Linked DNA regions of Homo sapiens: region 1 is linked to region 2. A link is an interaction called in ENCODE POLR2A ChIA-PET data of the cell type or tissue named here. Cell type or tissue: CD4-positive, alpha-beta T cell. All regions are shown on one strand. Each heading gives the region's core, and the rest is flanking DNA. Links, peaks and the distances in the headings are about the cores only. Region 1 holds the start of TRAF3IP2 (TRAF3 interacting protein 2). Region 2 holds the start of CDK19 (cyclin dependent kinase 19).

The links. Peaks named below come from ENCODE experiments on the same cell type or tissue, not always from the same donor. Only the 100,000 strongest peaks of a DNase experiment are listed, where the experiment ranks them.
Region 1: POLR2A ChIA-PET joins it to region 2 with 13 read pairs; 3 of 35 experiments call an interaction of 5 or more read pairs at or near these places.

What each region holds. Positions count from the first base shown.
Region 1 is chr6:111,597,846-111,607,617 of GRCh38, reverse strand. It overlaps TRAF3IP2 (TRAF3 interacting protein 2), which reads left to right and starts at 1,740. Exons shown (of 9, transcript NM_147686.4): 1 at 1,740-1,842. It also overlaps TRAF3IP2-AS1. RefSeq lists enhancers at 144-776, 1,622-1,671, 1,962-2,031. In CD4-positive, alpha-beta T cell, for the core only: no CTCF peak of the experiment used is centred there; DNase peaks (open chromatin) are centred at 1,687 and 2,307; H3K4me3 peaks cover 2,285 bases; H3K27ac peaks cover 1,361 bases.
Region 2 is chr6:110,809,795-110,819,566 of GRCh38, reverse strand. It overlaps CDK19 (cyclin dependent kinase 19), which reads left to right and starts at 4,098. Exons shown (of 13, transcript NM_015076.5): 1 at 4,098-4,558. The coding sequence starts at 4,431. It also overlaps a transcript of AMD1 not described here. RefSeq lists enhancers at 3,798-3,877, 4,451-5,003, 5,238-5,347 and a silencer at 4,518-4,827. In CD4-positive, alpha-beta T cell, for the core only: no CTCF peak of the experiment used is centred there; DNase peaks (open chromatin) are centred at 3,616, 4,076 and 4,856; H3K4me3 peaks cover 2,707 bases; H3K27ac peaks cover 1,925 bases.

The sequences.
Region 1 (9,772 bases), core at 1,074-9,073, 790 kb before region 2:
GTCTCTAGAAAAAATTTAAAAATTAGCTAGGTGTGGCGGTGTGCACCTGTAGTCCCACCTACCCGGGAGACTGAGGCAGGAGGATTGTTTGAGCCCAGGAGGTCAAGGCTGCAGTGAGCTATGATTGCGCCACTGCACTCCAGCCTGGGCAATAGACTGAGACACTGTCTCTTAAAAAAAATCGATATACATATCTATGTGTGTGTATATGTCACATATATTGGCAAAAAATAAGATAATACTTTTAGTTAAATAATATCTCAGAGCCACTTTTTCATGTTAGTGGCTCAGATAATACATACATATTGATGATTTTTAATAGCTGCATCATTTTCTGCAAACCAAATGCAAACAACCTGTGTATACTGTGTTAAAAACAAGCTGCATTTTCTCTGCTTGTGGAATGTTGAGCAACCTGCTTCCTGTATCCTGCTTGAGCAGAACCTGGTACAATCTGAACAGGGATGCTCTGGGGCCTGTCCCCTTGATGAGAGTAGAGAGATAGCCGGCTGAGTGGACTGACACTTGGACCCCTTCAACAGGCAGACAAGTCCAGCACCAGGAGCATGGTGTGTCTGCCCAGGGCGCCCAGCTGGCCAGTGACATGGCTGAGTTCGTACCCAGGTCCTCCTGACTCCAAAGCTCCAGCTAACACTGCTCCCATTACTGACTGCTGCCCCGAAAGGCAGTTGTCTCTCTCTCTCTCTGTTCACATCGCTGGGTATCATCCTGCCTGCAGCGCTCCTTCATGCAATAAATTCTGCAGGCTACTGATTAAACAATGGGAAGGAAAGGGGAGAAAAAAAATCTTGAGGTCAGGAAAATGCAGCCAGAGGAGGTTAGTGTGCATGTGTGCATGTGTATGTATGTGTGTGTGTGTGTTCTTAAAATTAACCACTTTTTTTGTGCCTGACAATAGGGTGGTGTGTGTGCACAAGCCACAGGCATGTGTATGCTGTGTGTACACGTGTGTCCAGGAGCATGGTCAGTGAGCCCCCCCCCACCCCCCCAGTGGTTATGGGCAGCAAATACTGATTTTTTGGGTTTTTTTAAATTTTTTTTTTGAGACGGAGTCTTCGCTCTGTCGCCCAGTCTGGAGTGCAGTGGCGATCTCGGCTCACTGCAAGCTCCACCTCCCGGGTTCACGCCATTCTCCTGCCTCAGCCTCCCGAGTAGCTGGGACTACAGGCGTCCGCCACTACGCCCGGCTAATTTTTGTATTTTTTAGTAGAGACGGGGTTTCACCTTGTTAGCCAGGATGGTCTCGATCTCCTGACCTCGTGATCCTCCCGCCTCGGCCTCCTAAAGTGCTGGGATTACAGGCGTGAGTCACCGCGCTCGGCAATGCTGATGTTTTAAGCAGTTAGAGGAGGTGGAAGAAGCTCGACTCCCTCTTCTTCCCCATTATCTGCCCACAATCCCCTCCTTTGGAGCTGCTAATGATTACTAATTCTTAACATTCGAGTTCAATCTCCTCCCGGAGACACCCTCCCAGGCGAGGGCACTGCGACTACACTGAGGTTCTGCCCACTCCTGGGCAGCTTCTTAGCTGGGTGGCGAAAACAAAAATGCCGCCTAATTGGTCACTGGCCCTTTCTCATGAATGAAGGAGGTTTCTGTTTTAAGAAATAAAGTGACTCCTCAGCCGTTGATTCACTGCCCACAGGGAGATTTTGAGCAGAGGCTTCCTAGGCTCCGTAGAAATTTGCATACAGCTTCCACTTCCTGCTTCAGAGCCTGTTCTTCTACTTACCTGGGCCCGGAGAAGGTGGAGGGAGACGAGAAGCCGCCGAGAGCCGACTACCCTCCGGGCCCAGTCTGTCTGTCCGTGGTGGATCTAAGGTAAGTTATTCGGAGTTGCCACTTGCCTGGTCTTATTTCTTCACCTCTGACCTATTTCCCAAAGCACGCTGTTTCTCCTTTACTGAAACATTCTGCCTCTACTTTCCTCTGTGTTCGTCTCCCCTCCTTTAACTTGTTCGCACAGAGACCATCTTAGCTGAGAAAATGACAGTGAAGTTTGTGCTGCAAGGATGTGTTGCTAGTATAGTATTTCAGGCCAGCGAGCCCCGCCGGGTTAACCCTTTGAGGAGAGGAGGCTCGCACACGGGGACAGCTCGGAGCTGCCTGGGAACCATTCGTTTGGGTACTTAGTGTCCCCACAAGTTTCTCTCAAGAATTCAAGCCCCACTTCTCCAAAGAGAGAGCCAGGGATGGCAAAGATTAAGTAATTGGCTTTCAGCCCCAGAACACGTCAGTGGCAGTTTTCTCAATCCTTGTTTCGTGCAGGGGGGAAAAAAATCAACAGCACATTTTTGGGCCAGGAAGTTCTGCTGAGCTCTGTGCTGGCTGTGAGCCGCCTCCCGGCCCCTCTCCGCAGCCGCCCTCCAGCCCTCCCAGCCTGGCGCTGGACGGAGCCTTTGGGAACAAGGGGGAGAAATGCCAGAACTTGATCTTAGAAGCTAATCAAGCTTCTTGTGACTTTCAAGTTCAAGATGGTATCTTAGAATAGGGGGATTTTTTTTTTTTTAAAGGAACAGGAGAACAAGAGGCCAAATTTTTTAAAAGGACAAGAAACTTGGTTTCAAGTTCTTCACTTCTTGTGGTTCCATGACTTAGGCAATTCACTCTGACTCCACTAAGCCTGGATTTCTTCATCAGTAAATTGATGGGGGGTGGTGATCTAACATGAGTGTGTCAAATTCCCTTATAAAACAAAGCCAGGATAGTCCCAGAGGGGTAGTGGTAATGGGTGGTCTTCAAGACTTGTTTTGTTTACCGATTATTCACATATTTTAATTTTACCTCCCACTACCAGTTGGTTACCCCCTTGAGGAAAGGACTTTGTTTCCTGATATTTTTCTACCTCCCAGAATCCAGCATGCTACCAAATGCCTAGTAGGTGCTCACCCCCCTTCCATGTCAACTGCTTTGATTTCTGTTTCACTCGTCTGCTCTCAAGGCAAGAGGTAAAGCAGCAGTCAGGGCGAAAGGCTGGGAGACACGTGTCTCTGCGGGAGGGCTGCCTGGAATTGAGGCCTTATTACTGGCTCTAGCCAAATAGGAGAAAACAGGGAGTTTCTCGAATTAGTTCATGTCCCATTTGGGTTACCCAGGAAGGATAGTCTGTGCTATTGTCCACAGAGTCAAGGCAGGCCAGAGAACTGGCAGACAAGCCCAGCTCCAGAAGCCAGAGTTACTGCTGTAGCTGGACCTGGAAACCACTCCTCAGCTGGACCAGTCACTGTGTGTGGGGCCTTTAATGGGAGGGGAAGGGAAACTATGAAACACATCCTAATACCATGTAAGGGTGATGACTGTGATTAGAGACATTATTAGATGGCGGATACACAGAATCCTTAACTTTTTCCAGACCGTGACTTAAAAAAAAATTGTCATTGTTTCTTTTTGGCAATTACTTGCCATCAATACAGTTCAAACAGGCCCTAGCTGACTGGGATGGGCTGGTGCAGGACTTTTGGTTTCTGTGGGATGTCCTGGTGTAGTCCGTGTCATGTTTTTAGGCATTTCTCTCTATTCCCCTGGGATGAAAGGACAGGAATTTCAAGATATTTCACCTGCAATGAGTTCCTGATTTTATTTTCAAACAACGATGCACCATTATCTGAAAGCAGGCTAACTGTTGTGCACTTGCCAGCCTCGCTCTAATCCTTAAAGGCCACACACCACAGTCATTCTTAATCTGCTGCTGCAGCTACCAGTCACTCCATGATGGAGCATCAAAAGATGGATAATGTAGTTACTCTGCTCTGTTCCTTGCATGGGGTGGGTTAAACAGAAGTGAGGTCTGAGTAATGTACCAACATGTCGGATAGAAAGGTTCTTAACTCAGGGTTACTCATTTTTGGAAGGTGTAGAGACAGGAAATGTTAAAGCCTGCTTCTCCTGGGATTAAGGAGTTAGTGACTTTCAAATGCTCTGAAAAGAAAAAGAAGAGGAGAAGACAGTCATATCTGCAGGCATTCTTCAACAGGCATTCAGAAAGATTATGGTGGGGTAGTTTGTCTAAATGAAATCTTTGTTTTACACGTTGTAGAATGGAAATCTCAGGAATATCCTGAATTCAAATCATTTTTCTTCTGCAGGCAATTTTAAATTAGCTTCTAAAAACATATATGAATTGCAGGCAACTGCTGCAGAAAAAAAAGAGTGAACACAGATGAGGCATATTCAACTTTAAATTCCTTTCAGATCCAATGAAATGACCCCTAATGTTTGATCACATTTCCTTATCAAAACAATCCTGCAGTCTGAAGGATTTTTCCATGAGAAAGTGTCTGAGGACTGGAATCAAGAAGCTGCCCCCCGGGCCTCTCCTGTTTCTTCCCAATGCGTTGTCACCAAGATATTTTTAGTTCATGAAACTCAGGCTGTCCTTTCTCCCACTTATGGTCTTTGCCTCCCGTGCCCAGCAGGCCTCCTAGAAGCACACATGTGCTTGGCTGTGACTACTCAGCTCACTCTGTAGCTGTGTGTGCACGCCTTGTGTGTGTGTGTGTGTGTGTGTGTGTGCACACCTTGTGTGTGCACAGACCTTCCCGGATACCAGGAGTTGTAGACTGGCTGAAGAAGGGTGGGCTTCCATCCATGGGGTGATCCTTAGGTCTGTGCTGGTTTGGCTTGGTTCCCTGATAAGGCAGCTGAACTCAAGCCCTTTAGGAGGGCCAGGACTGACCGGAGCTCCCAGCCTGTGCCCCTCTCCTCGCACCCCACAGGCCGCACCCCACAGACTGAGGCTGCCTGGGGTCTTGGCAGCTCCCTCAGCAATGAGGGATACTTGCTCTCCGCTGCCTCATTGTTTCCCTGCAGTCAGGATGCCAGTGTTTTTTCCCTTTCCCCTTCCCAGAGTCAACAGGTCTCCCTCCCCGCTCTGAACTCTCTTCCTACTCTGAGCTGTCTGTCCAAACTCTTCCTGGCCTCCCAGCTTACCCTATGACACTCTTACCTTTCACCTATATTCATTCTTTCCCTTCTCTTCCAACTGCCCCTTCTCATACCCAGCACTACATACAAATTACAAGTAAATAAGTGTCTCTCCTACACCAATAAAAGGCAAATACAAAAAAATCCTTCAGCGTTTCCCCACTTTCCTTACTTCTCTTCCGTTCTCCTTCCTTCCTTTCTCTCCCTTCCTCTTCCTCTCTTGGTTTTTCCTTTCTACCCCTTCCTCTCCTTCACTCCGTGGCTGTGGCTGAATTAGGGATCACACATGTGCTTAGAGAAACCATCTTATCTGAAGAAACAAAAAAACAAAAACCAAAACAATGACAACGACAGAAAAAAAAAAAAAACATGGGCTGGTTTGAGGTTGTTCTCTAAATGTTTATTATAACTTCTAATGTGATGGAGTCAGTGTGTTCCCATTAGTCCTTCTCCTCCTCATTTAGTAGCTCAGAGGAGTCCCAGAGCAAACTTCCTCAAATCAGGTCGGTTCATACTGCACTGCCTTCAGCCTGATGTGAGTCTTACTGTGCTGGGTTTATGTCCAAGGGCCAGTAAATATTCCCTTCCTTCCAGGGCTCACCACTGTTTCAAATCCTCTGGCAAGCCCAGTGGAAGAACTTCTCTGTATGGGAAATTCAGCAAGTAAACTTGGAAGTATTTGTTCATTGGAGTTTGAATCTGAGCCAAACAGTTCACTCAAAACCAACCTTCCACTCAGCAAACCAGTGTTATGAAAGTTTGCATGCATTTGGGCAGGAAACAAAGGACATTAATGAGTTTAAAGATTTTTTTTTAAATCCATGACTTTTGGACATTTATTAAAAAGATTACTCTCTGGGGAATGAAGTAAGGCCTTGGGAATCTTGTAATTGAAAGTTTCTGATCCGAAGTAGATCTCAGGATCCTCCCAGCTGTAAATTTATAGATTTCTTTTTAATGTCCACCTGAAATATTCATGCTGTGTGTCTCTAGGACGCTTCAAACCTATTCCTGACTCAAAGAAAGCTTAAGAAAAAATCCAAGCAGTTGTGATCACCAAGGCCTGATTATGGAGGAGCTGTTAATATGGTTTATTAATTACTCAGGCTGCTCACTCCTGTCCTTCCTCTGTTCCTTGCTGTGCTATTTGTCTTCTTCTGGGGACATAACACCTTCATTAAATCCCATCCGTCCTTGCCTTAGAGTTGTCCCCTGGAAGATAGCTCCCCTCTAGATGCATCACCATTTATCATCACCCTTTGTTGGTGCTCTGTCAACCAGTTTTCAATTTATTTTGAATTCAGTTAATGATTAAAATTTAATGAGATCCAGTCAAATGCTTTTCTCAAATCAAGATGCCTCTGCAGCCTCATCTGTATCCTCTTGTGATGGCGTGAAGGAAAGCCATGGCAGATTTCCAGCCTGGTGATGCTGTACAGAACACAGGTGGCCTGCTTCCATGCCTCCTCAGCTTCAAGGTGAATGGCTCTGAAGCATATTTATTACAGAATCTCCTAGGGGTTATGTGGCTTCCCCATCCCCTTTCTTCCCTCCCAATAGCTGAACCAGTCAGTGCTCCCAACCGAGATGCAAGCGGTTAAGTGCACAGGATCTGGTGCCAAACCGCTTATATTTGAATCACAGCTCTGCTACTTAATAGCCATGTGACCTCGGAAAAGTTACTTACCTTCTCTATGCCTTGCTTTTCCTGTCTGTAAAATGAGTCTGACAATAGTACTTAGGAAATTAGAGTGGGTGTGAGGATTAAGTAAGTTAATATATCTATCACACTTGGAACAGCATTTCCCACGTAGTCACCATTCAATAAATATTAACAATGATTGCTAACAAAGAGTAAAGTTCCTTAAGTATGTCAGTTTCATTAGGTTTGTATTTTGGCTTATCAGTGTACAATCTATATCAACAGTAAACTACAACCCTAGAGCCAATGGTTACCATGACCTGTTTTTAGCACCAGCCTGTTGCTCAGAATGGTTTTTATATGTTTAAAGGGTGTCTTTTCTTAAAAAAAATAAAAATAAAAAAGGAGCAGAATATGAAACAGACACAGCATGTGGCCCATAAGGCTTAAACTATTTACTATCTGTCCCCTTTGCAGAAAAAGTTTGCCAACCCGTGATTTATATGGTTTAATGGAAAGAGCTTGGAGATCTAAAGGCTTGATTTGGCTTCACCCATCACTTGTTAAGTGACTATGGAAAAGCTTCTCAATGTGTCTAAGCCTCTGTAAAACAGGAATGGCAAAGTGGTAACACGTACCCTGCTTATGGCCTAGGCTTGTTTTAAGGACCAAACGAGATGATGTGTATCAAATGTGCCGGAAATGACTCATATATACACGTTTGTTAAAAAGATATGGTCTCTATACATTAGCTTCATAGAATAGTATTAGCACCTGGGTGTAAAACCAGGGAATACTGTTTTTAAAAAGAGAGCTCTGAAGCCAGATAATAACTGCAGTTGTCGTTGCGGTAAAAATAACAAAATGGCCATTGCTTTTTAAGAGCTTGATATGTGCCAGGCTCTACATTCAACACTTTATTTACATCTACTCTTTATCCTCACCACACCCCTATGGAGAAGTGTTGCTATTTTCCCTATTTTGCAGATGAGAAAAGTGAGGCCCAGAGACGTTAGGTAACTTTGTCAAGATCACAAATCTAATCATGCAGCTAGCCGGCACAGGGAGAATTTAACCCTAGGGAGTCTGAACCCAGAGCCTGTGCATTTAAGTATTGCATATGTTCCCACATCCTAGGAATATGTGTTGATTTAGGGTAAGCCCATCTGGAAGGCAGAAGCCACTGTTCACTGTGGATGTGGGCATGAAGTCTGTTCATGTGTGCCCTGGGAGAGACTTGCTTCCCACACAGGCCACGGTGGACTCTAACGGACCTGAAGAAAGGGAGGCAGGCATGATGGGAGGAAAAGCTTTTTGGTGAACTCTGAGATCAGAAAGGTAGCGCTGTGAAGACTAATAGGCTCTGTTTCAAAAAACTAGTAAGTTAAGGAAGATTGTGCTAAAAGAGGAAAAGATTGCTGGGAACAGACATGAGCAAACAGTTGGAGGCAGCTCAAGGGGCTTGACTGAGAGCTGTGTACAGAAAAAAAAATTAAAAAAGAGAGAGGGTGAAGCATGGGAAAATCTGTCACTGGGACACCAAGGGAGCATTGTCACATGGACAGCAAGGGAGCATTGTCACATGGACATCAGGGCTGCTGACATCTGGATGTGACATTATTCGCAAAACTAGGCAGCTCGGGGCAGAGTAGAGAAGCCCAGAGAAAGGTATCAGGCCCGAGGAGGCAAAAAGGAAGACAAAGCAAGGGACCTGGAGAGAGAAACTGACATATTTGAGGGAAGATGCCCATCAGATCCAAGAGCTAGAACCACAGCTCACAGTCCAAACGGTGATGAGAGTCCAGAGATTAAAAGCTACTGTCAGGCTGGGTGCAGTGGCTCATGCCTGTAATCTCAGCACTTTGGAAGGACGAGGCAGAAGGATTGCCTGAGCCCAGGAGTTCGAGACCAGCCTAGGCAACATGGCGAGACTCTGTCGCTACAAAAAAAAAAAAAAAAAAAAAATTAACCAGGTGTGGTGGTGCATGCCTGTGGTCCCAACAATATGGGAGGCTAAGGTGGGAGGAAGACCTGATCCCAGGAGGGCAAGGTAGTTGTATGTCCCTGGGAATCACCTCTGTACCCAGCTCATGCCCACCCATGCTTACCCCAGGCACATGTTCTCACCCTCTGCTGAAAGGTTTTTGATATTTGAAGAGATATGTTCACTGTCTCCTGGGCGGTGTCATGAGTTCCTCATTCGCATTGGTTCTTAATCTTTGTGAGCATCAGAATCACTAGTGGAGCCTTTCCTTTTCATTTTTTATCTTTTAAGTCAAAATAGATGCACTTGTTACAAAACTTAAATAGTATAAAATGTTCTGAAAAGCAAACCTCTTTCCTACCCCATTCCTAGCCATCCAATTCCCTTCCCAGAGGCAACCACTGTTCCTCATTTGAGATGGCAGATATACGACCTTATATCATACAAATGATGGCATACCCTACACACTGTGCTACTCTTGAATTTTTTTAACTTAATAAATCTTAGAGATAGTTCCATTTCAGTTCACACAGCCCTTCCTCATTCTTAAAGGATGTGGAGTGCTCATTGTACAGATATACTACAGTTTTAAAAATCAGAACCTTTAGACATGTGGGTTGTGTCTGGTCTTCGCTATTATAAACACTGCGGCGTTGCCTGTCTTCGTAGCCTCTTCATTTCATACAAGATATACATATCTCTGCAGGGGAAATTCTTAGAAGTGAAATTACTAGGTCAAAGGGCATAAGCTTTTAAAATTCTGATAGTTATTGCCAAATTGCACAGATCACATTTCCCTTGGCAAAGTATGAGAGAACCTGTTTACCTGTGAGACTTAAACAAAAATACACTAGTATTTTACATACAATAAACAAAAATACTCAGAGGCCCTGGGTGTGGGGCCTGGGCTCTGTATTGGGAGCCTCAGAGAGGGGTTCTGAGCCAGGAACTCTCCTGGGCTTCTTCGCCCTCCAGCCCCGCTCTCCCCCCAGGATTTGCTGATGAGCCTGAGATGACCCAGGGCACTGCCAGCATGGGGGCTCCCAGGGTCCTAGTTGGCAGGTCTCCTGTTCCCCTGAGGAGTCAGTGCTTGCTCCCTGGGTCATGGCTGGAAAACAGGGCTTTTCCACTTCAATCCAGGCACCGCCCTCTGGTAGAGACTGGAGCAAAGGTCATGCCAGAGTTACAAGCACGTAAATATG
Region 2 (9,772 bases), core at 837-8,836:
GTTTCCTAACTTTCTGAAATTTCTACCATATTGCTGAAGTCAAAATTCTCAAAGTTATCTTGGATTCTTCCCTCTCCTTTAGTCCCACATTTAATTAATTACTAAGTCTTGTTAAATTTTACTCCTAAATAATTATAGTATGTGCTTTTTTCTTATAGTGCTGCTCTTCCGTGGTTCAGATCCTTGTTTTTTGTTTGTTAGTTTGTTTTGAAACAGAGTTTCGATCTTGTTGCCCAGGCTGGAGTGCAATGGTGCAATCTTGGCTCACTGCAACCTCTGCCTCCCAGGTTCAAGTGATTCTCCTGCCTCAGCCTCCTGAGTAGCTGGGATTACAGGCATGCGCCACCACGCCCGGCTCATTTTGTATTTGTAGTAGAGACGGGGTTTCTCCGTGTTGATTAGGCTGGTCTCAAACTCCTGGACTGAGGTGATCCGCCCACCTCGGCCTCCCAAAGTGGTGGGATTACAGCCATGAGCCACTGCACCCGGCCCAGATCGTTGTTTTTACCGTCCTATTGCAATAGCTTCTTTGCTAGTCTCACCTTCCTCCAATTGAACCTGAACACTTTTGTCAGAGAATTTGCTTAATACTCAGGGCTGATTATAGTTCTCCTTAGCTCAAAAGTGTGTAATAGCTTCCTATTGCCTACAGAATTGAGAAAAGAAAAAAACTTTCATTTGAGGAATGTGAGGCCTTTTAAATTATAAGGCACAGAGAGACATTAAAATAATACAGGAATTAGGCTCGCGCCTATAATCCCAACACTTTGGGAGGCCAAGGTGGGCGGATCACTTGATGCCAGGAGTTCAAGACCAGCCTGGCCAACATGGCAAAACCCTGTCTCTACTAAAAATACAATTAGTTGGGCTTGGTGGCACATGCCTGTAATCCCAGCTACACAGGAGGCTGAGACAGGAGAATCACTAGAACCCAGGAGGCAGAGACTGCAGTGAGGTGAGATCGCGCCACAGCATTCCAGCCTGGGTGACAGAGCAAGACTCTGTCTCAAAATAAATAAATAAATAAATAAATATATATATAAATAAGATACTGGAATCAGGTGATACTTTCCCCTTGAGCTATGTATTCATCTCCTGAAATGCTTGCTATTGCCACAAGTAGCTACAAATTAATCCAATAATGCTGCACCAGATGCTATAACCCACACCCTATATCTTAACAATGTATAGCTCATTCATTAATCAATGTTATTCCTGTAAACCAATGAGAATTCCTCACAAACAACTTTGAGCCCACTTCCTATCCCCCTTTTTTTGCCTTTAAAAATCTACTTGCAACTGCTCCTGATTGGAGTGTACATTCAGGGCAACTTGTATCTATACTCCTGGGTTGCAATTCTAAAGCTTGGCTCAAATAAACTCTCTACTTATATTAATTTTGCCCCAGCTTTTTCCTTTTAGGTCGACAGAATAATGAAACCTAAAACCTCTCCCTGACATAAATAGCTTTTCATAATTTGACCTCTGCTTATCTGTTTAGTATTTTCTTATCCATTACTTTTTCCTGTCTTAATCTGTAATATTCAAACTAGTTGCATTTCTCAGAATATATGATGTTCTCTCATGATTTATGTACATGCTGTTCTACCTGAAATAATTCCTTGTTTCTTGCTCTTCGACTTGTCCTTCAAGTAAAGGCTTACTCATGCTTTAAATTTTGGCTCTCACTCAGCAGATGGGGCTGGAGTGAAAAAAAAATTTGGCTCAAACCTACCTACTTCATGAAGTCTACCCTGACTCACTTAGAACCCCGCCTATTCTACCAGTGCTCTTTTAAACCACAGTTTATTTTTAATTTGCTTGCATATTTGTTTTTTCAGGTTTAATTCCCCAATGGAAAAAGACTAATTTTTTTCCTGCTATCTCCAGCAGTTATTATAGTGCATGGCAACAAGAGCAACTGAGATTTTTCTTGATTAAAGATACCATTTTTTTTTGAGTCGGGGTCTTGCTCTGTTGCCCAGGCTGGAGTGCAGTGGCATGGTCTCAGCTCACTGCAACTTCTGCCTCCCGGGTTCAAGGGATTCTCCTGCCTCAGCCTCCCGAGTAAATGGGACTACAGACACATGCTACCACACCTGGCTAATTTTTGCATTTTTAATAAGAGGCAGGGTTTCACTGTCTTGGCCAGGCTGGTCTTGAACTCCAGACCTCGTGATCCACCCGCCTTGGCCTCCCAAAGTGCTGGGATTACAGGTGTGAGCCACTGCACCCAGCCTGAAGAGACTCAAGGTCTAAGGAAGTTTTCCAGGAGTGGGTGATGTAGCAAATAAGGTAAATCATTCCCCCTCCCACTAGTTTTCCAAGTTTCTTTCAAAACCTAGCAGGCAGTTCACTATTCTTTCCTTATCTACCACTTTGGGTAGAATTGACAATTCCCTTCTTTGTCCTCCTAATGAATGTGTTATGTCCTATCCTAGCACCAATCATGTTTAAGTGTGTATCCCAAACATTTGGGACATTAGGCTCACCATTACAGGGGAGGAAACCCTCTTAGGTTCTTCAGCTGGTCTATAAACTAAATTGATACCAGTCAGGTTAACAGGAGAAAAAGTTTTAATTACGTATGTATGCACAAGAGTCCCACAAAATATGAGACTCAAAGAAGGGCCAGATGTTTGACACTTATATTACATCCTGACCTCAAAAAGGAAGTGGGGCCCGGCATGGTGGCACGGACCTGTAATCCCAGCTACTCAGGAGTCTGAGGCAGGAGGATCCTTGAGCTCAGGAGTTGGACGCCAGCCTGGGCAACACAGCAAGGCCAGTCTCTTCAAAACAAAAGTGGGGTTTGGGGCTTCCAGGAGTGGTGGAGACAAGTTAAGAGAGGATAAGAGGAAAAAATGTCTAAGGTGAATAAAGGTTGACTTTTATGCAGATAAAAGTATCTCAGATGATACAAGTTGACTAGCAGCAGCTCTCTTTCTGGTAAGATTCCTTTAATTACGAAAATTTCCTTTAGAAATGTAAATTTCTCTTTACAAAGGAAGAGTTATTCTTTATTTTAGGCAGTAGTGGGATAAGTGAAGCATTTTCCTGTGTTGGCTGGATCTTAATTTATTTTGCTAAAAGACATCAATATGCCAGAGTGGCGTATTTTGGGGTGGCATATTCTGGACTCCTTCAGTTATAATTTGGGGTAGTGTGTCCTGAGCCCCAACACAATGAAATCAATCAACGTTCACCCTAACTAAAGGGGCTTTCTTAAACATTCTAGAACCTCACATCATGCATAGACCATAAAAAATCCTTTACAATTCAACCCAAAGGATCGTAAACGCGGCTTCCTCCAGGCACTTTTAATTGTCCTTAGACAGATGGCCAAAGCCTGGTTATGGGAACCGCATATGCTAAGAGAAAGCTGACTACAGCGCCAAGAAAATGATGATTGGCTGCTGGGGCTCAGAAGTTGCATGTTCTCCTCTGGCCAAGGCAGGCTCTAGGAAACTGCTGAAGGTTCAGTTTTTGAAATACGGTTTTTGCATCGTAAAGAAAAAAGATCAACCTATCAGGAAGAACCGAGCACATCCAATCACCAATCAAGAGCGGGAAAGAAGCCAAAGCCTGGGGATACCCACGCACCAACGAGGACGTCATTCTCCAGCCCCCGCCAATGAGCAGCGGGACGGGGGGCGGGGCAATAGGCGGACCCACTGCCCTAGAAAAGAAACAAGCTGCGGTACAACTGTCCTCACCAGCCCTCGCCTCCCGAGTCACTGCAGCCAACCCTTCAGCAAGGTGCTGATTTAATGCTTTCCATACTCTCTGCGTGGGGCTAGTTACAGTGAAGTATCCCCTTCCCACTAGAGTAAGGCACTTCTTTCCAGTGTCTCCCCGAGAACCGCAGAAAGCACACTGGAACTTCGAGCTTTCTACCTTCACAGGAACCGGGAGCCGTGCGCTACCTGAGGGGGAGGGGCGGCCCTGGTACGCAGGCGCGCATGCTTTGTGGGGGCGAGGCTGTGGTGGCCCGAGGTAACCTGGGAGCTGTATTTCTTACGCCGGCAAAACCGCCCAGGCCGCTGAGGCCTTCGCGACTTCATTTCCCAGGAGCCTCCGCGACCATGGGGCGGGCCAGTGAGTTCGCTAATGAGCTCGAGGAAGCCACGGCGCGGCCCACCAGGTTCCAAAACAAGGAAATGAAGGAGGGAGGCGGGACTGGGGGTGCCTGCGGGAGCCGCCGCCGCCGTCGCGGAGGAGGAGGAGGAAGAGGTGGAGGAGGTGGCTGCTGTGGCCGCCGAGGAGTCCCTTGCTGAAGGCGGACCGCGGAGCGGCGGGCGGCGGGCGGCGCGCGCGCGCGCGCGAGAGGCGGCTGTTGGAGAAGTGGAGCGGCGGTCGCGGGGGGAGGAGGAGGAGGGACTGAGCGGCGGCGGCCCCCGCGTCCCGTGCCTCTATGGGGGAAGCAGACAATGGATTATGATTTCAAGGCGAAGCTGGCGGCGGAGCGGGAGCGGGTGGAGGATTTGTTTGAGTACGAAGGGTGCAAAGTGGGACGCGGCACCTACGGTCACGTCTACAAGGCGAGGCGGAAAGATGGGTAAGAGCAGGGGCGGGAGGAGTAGGCTCGCTCGGGTCCTCGCCCTGCCCGCGACCTGGCGGGATGGGTGGGTCGGATCCCAGTCGGGCCGTGCCCGAGGGGCGAGGCGGAGGGGGTCGCGGGGTTGCGTCCGGACACCGACTCCGAGGGGCGCCCGTTCCGCCCGCCTCCCCCGCGCGGCCCCGTCGCGTACCTCGAACTCCCGCGGCGCAGCCCGGTCCGAGGCGTCGGTCCCGTCCCAGAGGGGCGCCCTCCGAGTGCTCGGAGACGGCGGGGGGACTCGAGTTGGGACCGCGGTGGAGGAGGAGTTTGTGGGGTCTAGTCTCTTGGGGGAACGCAGCGGGCAGGCAGAGCTCCGCTGCGGAGTTGCCGCTCCGGCCCTGGGTAGTGACGGTCGTTGTGGAACTTCCAATCGGCTGAGCGCCTCGCGGGGGCGGCGGTTTGAAACCTCGCCGGGGAGCCTGTCGGGCGAACGCGGCCTGGGGTCCTCGCCAGCCCCACGGCTCTGACCCGCTGGGCACCGCCGCCCCCAGCAGCGATCTCCGCCCTTCGGGCTGGCCGGCCCGTTGGCTTCTCTATGCAGTCCTCCCATCCCTGTTGTATGCCCGGCGTCCCGGGTTTCTCATTCTCACATTCTGAATTGCGTACCTTCCCCCTTCGAAGGAGACCTGATGGGCTAGCTGCGTTTCGCAAGCGGCAACTTAAGAGTTGGCTGAATTCTCTGCTACCCACCCTTTACCTTGCAGCCCCTTGGGTATCTTGGGTATTATGTCCTCCACTCCATCCTCTGCCAGATGACTGTGGGCTGGGGCTTATGGAGTACCTATATTATCAAGAACGGAATACGAAGTGACAGAGCTGGGCCTGAACCTTTGTTTTCCTAGGAGTTGAGGGAGAACTGTAGGAACACCTTGGGAAGCCTTTACTGGTTGTCCTCTTAAGAAGAGCTGGATAATGTACTGAGAATACCTGTCCTTTCTTGGTCCTGGAGGGCAGACAGCAGCTACAGCAGGACTGGTGGAACCAGCTTCCTGGCAGGAATTACCCTCCCCCAAAGCTAGGGACCCAGGAAGATGCCCTGTCCAGCATAGACTTTAAAGAGAGTCAAACTCTACGGAAGAGGATTGTAACGGACCATTTCTGAATAAAGTGATGATCAGCCACAATGACATTAGTAAAATTTGAAGTGCCGCTTATCTTTGTGCGTGCTGTTATAATTTGATGTGGTTGGTATATGAACTCTAGGACTAAAGTACGTTGTGTGCGTATGCACTAACTTCATAAAACAACTCTATTATAAAGTGTTTTGTCATAAGGTATCGTGAAAATTGCAAAGTGCTATCCAAGTGTAAAGGATTATTATTATTGCAGAATTTTTTTTTTCTTTTGTAACTGAACAGGCCTTAAGGTACTCAGTTGTTTCTCATAATTCCTTTAATTACCAGGTGTCCTTGAATGCTTATCATGGAATGTGAGATACTATAATTAACATATTTTGGTTTTGGAATATCCACTCCACCTGTTATACTAGTGTTCTTGTGGGAATTTTATCAGTTATATTTGGGGAAAGCACATCCAGTTTTCCGTTTGGACATTGTTAATAAATCTGAGGTGGGTTTTTCCCATACTCCTCATGCTAACTTTGTGGTATACTTTTGGTTTTAAAAAATGTATCTTAGTGTTTTTTTTGTTAAAATAGCTTTCTTTTATTAGGGAACTTTTGAGAAGTTAAAAATTCTGCTTCTGAATTGTATTTGAATAGTATGGGCTTACAACAAAAACCAGATAATTCTTGCTTCTATTCTTTTTGAATATTTTTCCCCTCTAATAAAGTACTTGATTCGAATACACTTCCTTTTTGAGTGAAATTTGTTAATTAGAATTAATAAAGCTTCTTTACTAGAGTAAGATTAGTTTGTGTGTCTTCAAAATATAATGCTTTTTTTCTAAAAAAAAAAAAAACCTCTCAGGATCTGAAAGCATTAGTTTAAATCACTGTATTACGTATAAGAAAAACCGTAATAAAGGCTTTTTTCCTGGATGAAAGATCTGGTTGAGATTTGCAACTTTACAGTAAACACCCACGTCTCTTGTGGGTTGGTAGTGGGATTAATTTTATGTTCATTGATACCAGCAATTTGAAAGAACATCTGTGTCCTTTGGGTTCATGTTAAATTTTTTTTTTTTTTTTTTTTTACTGTTTTAAACAGTGGGCAGATTTGCATAGTAAAGGATTTTACACTCCGATCATGGTAGATTACAGTTTAGCTCTTTCTAGATTTTATTTTGGTTAACTCAGAAAATGCATAATGCTATTTTAGGGAGCCAGAAATCACATAGGTTACATTAAAGATAAATGATTCTGGTATATATAATGTAGTATATAACCAAAACATTGTTCAGGTCTTTAGAAGAAACATTAGAAGAAATAAAATATCATTAGAAAAGTTTAATACTACAGTTAGCAAAATGTTATTTCCCTTGAAGTATGACTTTAGGCAATATTAATTATATCACAAATTTATAAGAGGCTGGAAATGCAAGATTTACATCTGAGTTTTTCACCTTTAATTAAAAATATTCTCTGGGTCGGGTGCGGTGGCTCACGCCTGTAATCCCAGCACTTTGGGAGGCCGAGGCGGGTGGATCACGAGGTCAGGAGATCGAGACCATCCTGGTGAACATGGTGAAACCCCGTCTCTATTAAAAATACAAAAGGAATTAGCCGGGCATGGTGGCGGGTACTTGTAGTCCCAGCTGCTCGGGAGGCTGAGGCAGGACAATGGCGTGAACCCGGGAGGTGGAGCTTGCAGTGAGCCGAGATCCCGCCACTGCACTCCAGCCAGGGCGACAGAGCGAGACTCTGTCTCAAAAAAAAAAAAAAGTTATTTGTTCACCTTTTTGTTTTGCAGGAAGAGAGGCTTTTGACCCAACTCTCCTTTTTATTTAATATTTATACTTTTGAATATTTTTTGTAGAGACCGGGTCTTGCTGTGTTGCCAGAGCTAGTCTTGAACTCCTGGGCTCAAGTGATCTTCCTGTCTCAGCCTCCCAAAATGCTGGGATTACAAGTGTGAGCCATCATGCTGGACCTCCAACTCTCTTTTACTTTAAAAAAAAAAAAAAATCCGGTTTAAAAGTTGTTCTTTTTTTGTTTTTTCGTTTTACAGACAGGGTCTTGCTGTGTTGTTCAGGTTGGTCTTGAACTCCTGGCTTCCCAAAGTGCTGGCATTACAGGCTCATGCCACCACACCCAGCCAAATGTTACTCTTGAAGAGAAACAAGTTCAGAATATTTCTGAACTTTTTAATACAAGCAAGAATTCATAAAATAAATTTTCTTCATTATTAAGAAGTCGCACATGACAATTTATGGTTACAAATTTCAAGACTGCATTTTTCCAGTTAGAAACATTTAAAAATTTGATCGATAAAGGAATATTGTTAAAAAGTTCTTTTGTTGGCCGGGCGCCGTGGCTCACACCTTTAATCCCAGCACTTTGGGAAGCCGAGGCAGGTGGATCACCTGAGACCAGGAGACCAGCCTGGCCAACAAGACGAAACCCCGTCTCTTCTAAAAATACAAAAATTAGCCGAGCGTGGTGCCTTGCATGGCTGACACAGCTTACAGAGTTTGTTTTGTCAGGGTTTCAAATGAGTGGTTGATGACTACATAACTTAATGTATGTCATGAAATTCTTCACAATGAGTACATGTAGATGCATATAGCTAATAGGTACAATAGTATTTGCCTGTGTTTGATGGGTTTTTCACAATCGGTTTGTAGTTAGATTATTGTATTTGCATTTTTGTTGGACACTTACAGAAGATTAAAGATTTGTCAGTATCATCAGAGGATTAGAACTTTCCAAAGTTTTAGATCATCTAGTTCAATTTCCTCTTTTTACAAATGAGAAACCTAGAGCTTTGAGAGGTTAACTGTCATGCTCATAGTGTCACAGCAGAGATAGCCTGTAATCCACATCTAACTCAAGAGTTCTTGCATTTTCCTTCCTAATACCATGGGAGGAAAAACAAAAAAAGGCCATCTTACCTCCAGTCTTGATAACTTACTGTATAAACCTTTTTGCATGCCAAAAGTGCATTTATACCAAAAAAAAATATGGAAAAGGGAAATTATCACATATACAGGACATTTACAAAGTGGGAGTGCAGGACTGTAGATTCTACTACATGTAGCTGCTGCTTTTCTTTTTTCTTTTCTTTTTTTTTTTTGAGATGGAGTTTGCTCTTGTTGCCCAGGCTGGAGTGCAATTGTGCGATCTCAGCTCACTGCAACCTCCGCCTCTTGGGTTCCAGCGATTGTCCTGCCTCAGCCTCCTGAGTAGCTGGGATTACAGGCATGCACCACCACGCCTGGCTGATTTTGTATTTTTAATAGAGATGGGGTTTCTCCATGTTGGTTAGGCTGGTCTCGAACTCCCAACCTCAGGTGATCCACCTGCCTCGGCCTCCCAAAGTGCTGGGATTATAGGCGTGAGCCACCTTACCTGGCCATGCTGCTGCTTTTCATCTGTTTTTTTCTTCATCCTCACTGTCAACACTTTTGGCCATTATTTCTGATTTGGATAGTAGCTGGTTGGTCTCTCACTATAGTCCAAGATCCAAATTGCTGCTAGTGTCATTTTCCTATAAAATCAATCATGTCATATCTCTTTTTGGAAAGCTATACGTTTGCTATGGCTTATACTATCAGATCCAATCTCATCTCTTTCTCTTCTCTCCTTGCATGATTCATACTTGAGACTTAGATCCAATTTTAATTCCTTAGTTTGTCATGTAAAGACATTTACATTCAGACCCTGAAGTCTGTAGTCTTTATACCTGCCACCATTTCTTTTTTCCAGTTGCATTTAAGCTATATACTTCTGTAGCATTGAACTCGTATTTTCTGGTACTTAAGTCCTTTCATGTCTCATTTTCTTTGTTCTACATTCACTTTAGAATGGTGTTGCTGTGCCATTCTTCCCTCCCCCTTTTCCCTTATCCTTACAAACCTGTAAAACTCATACTTCAATACCCAACTCAAATAGCTTTCCTCCTTGAAGCCTTCTCTTAATCACTCGGTGTACTCCTCAGCTGTGTTTCTACCCCTTTGTTCTTACATATGTAAAGTCACTGTAAGTGATACTAATATGCCTCATAAATTACTAGCTGCAAAAGGATCATCATTCTGTCCAGTGCCTTGTACAGA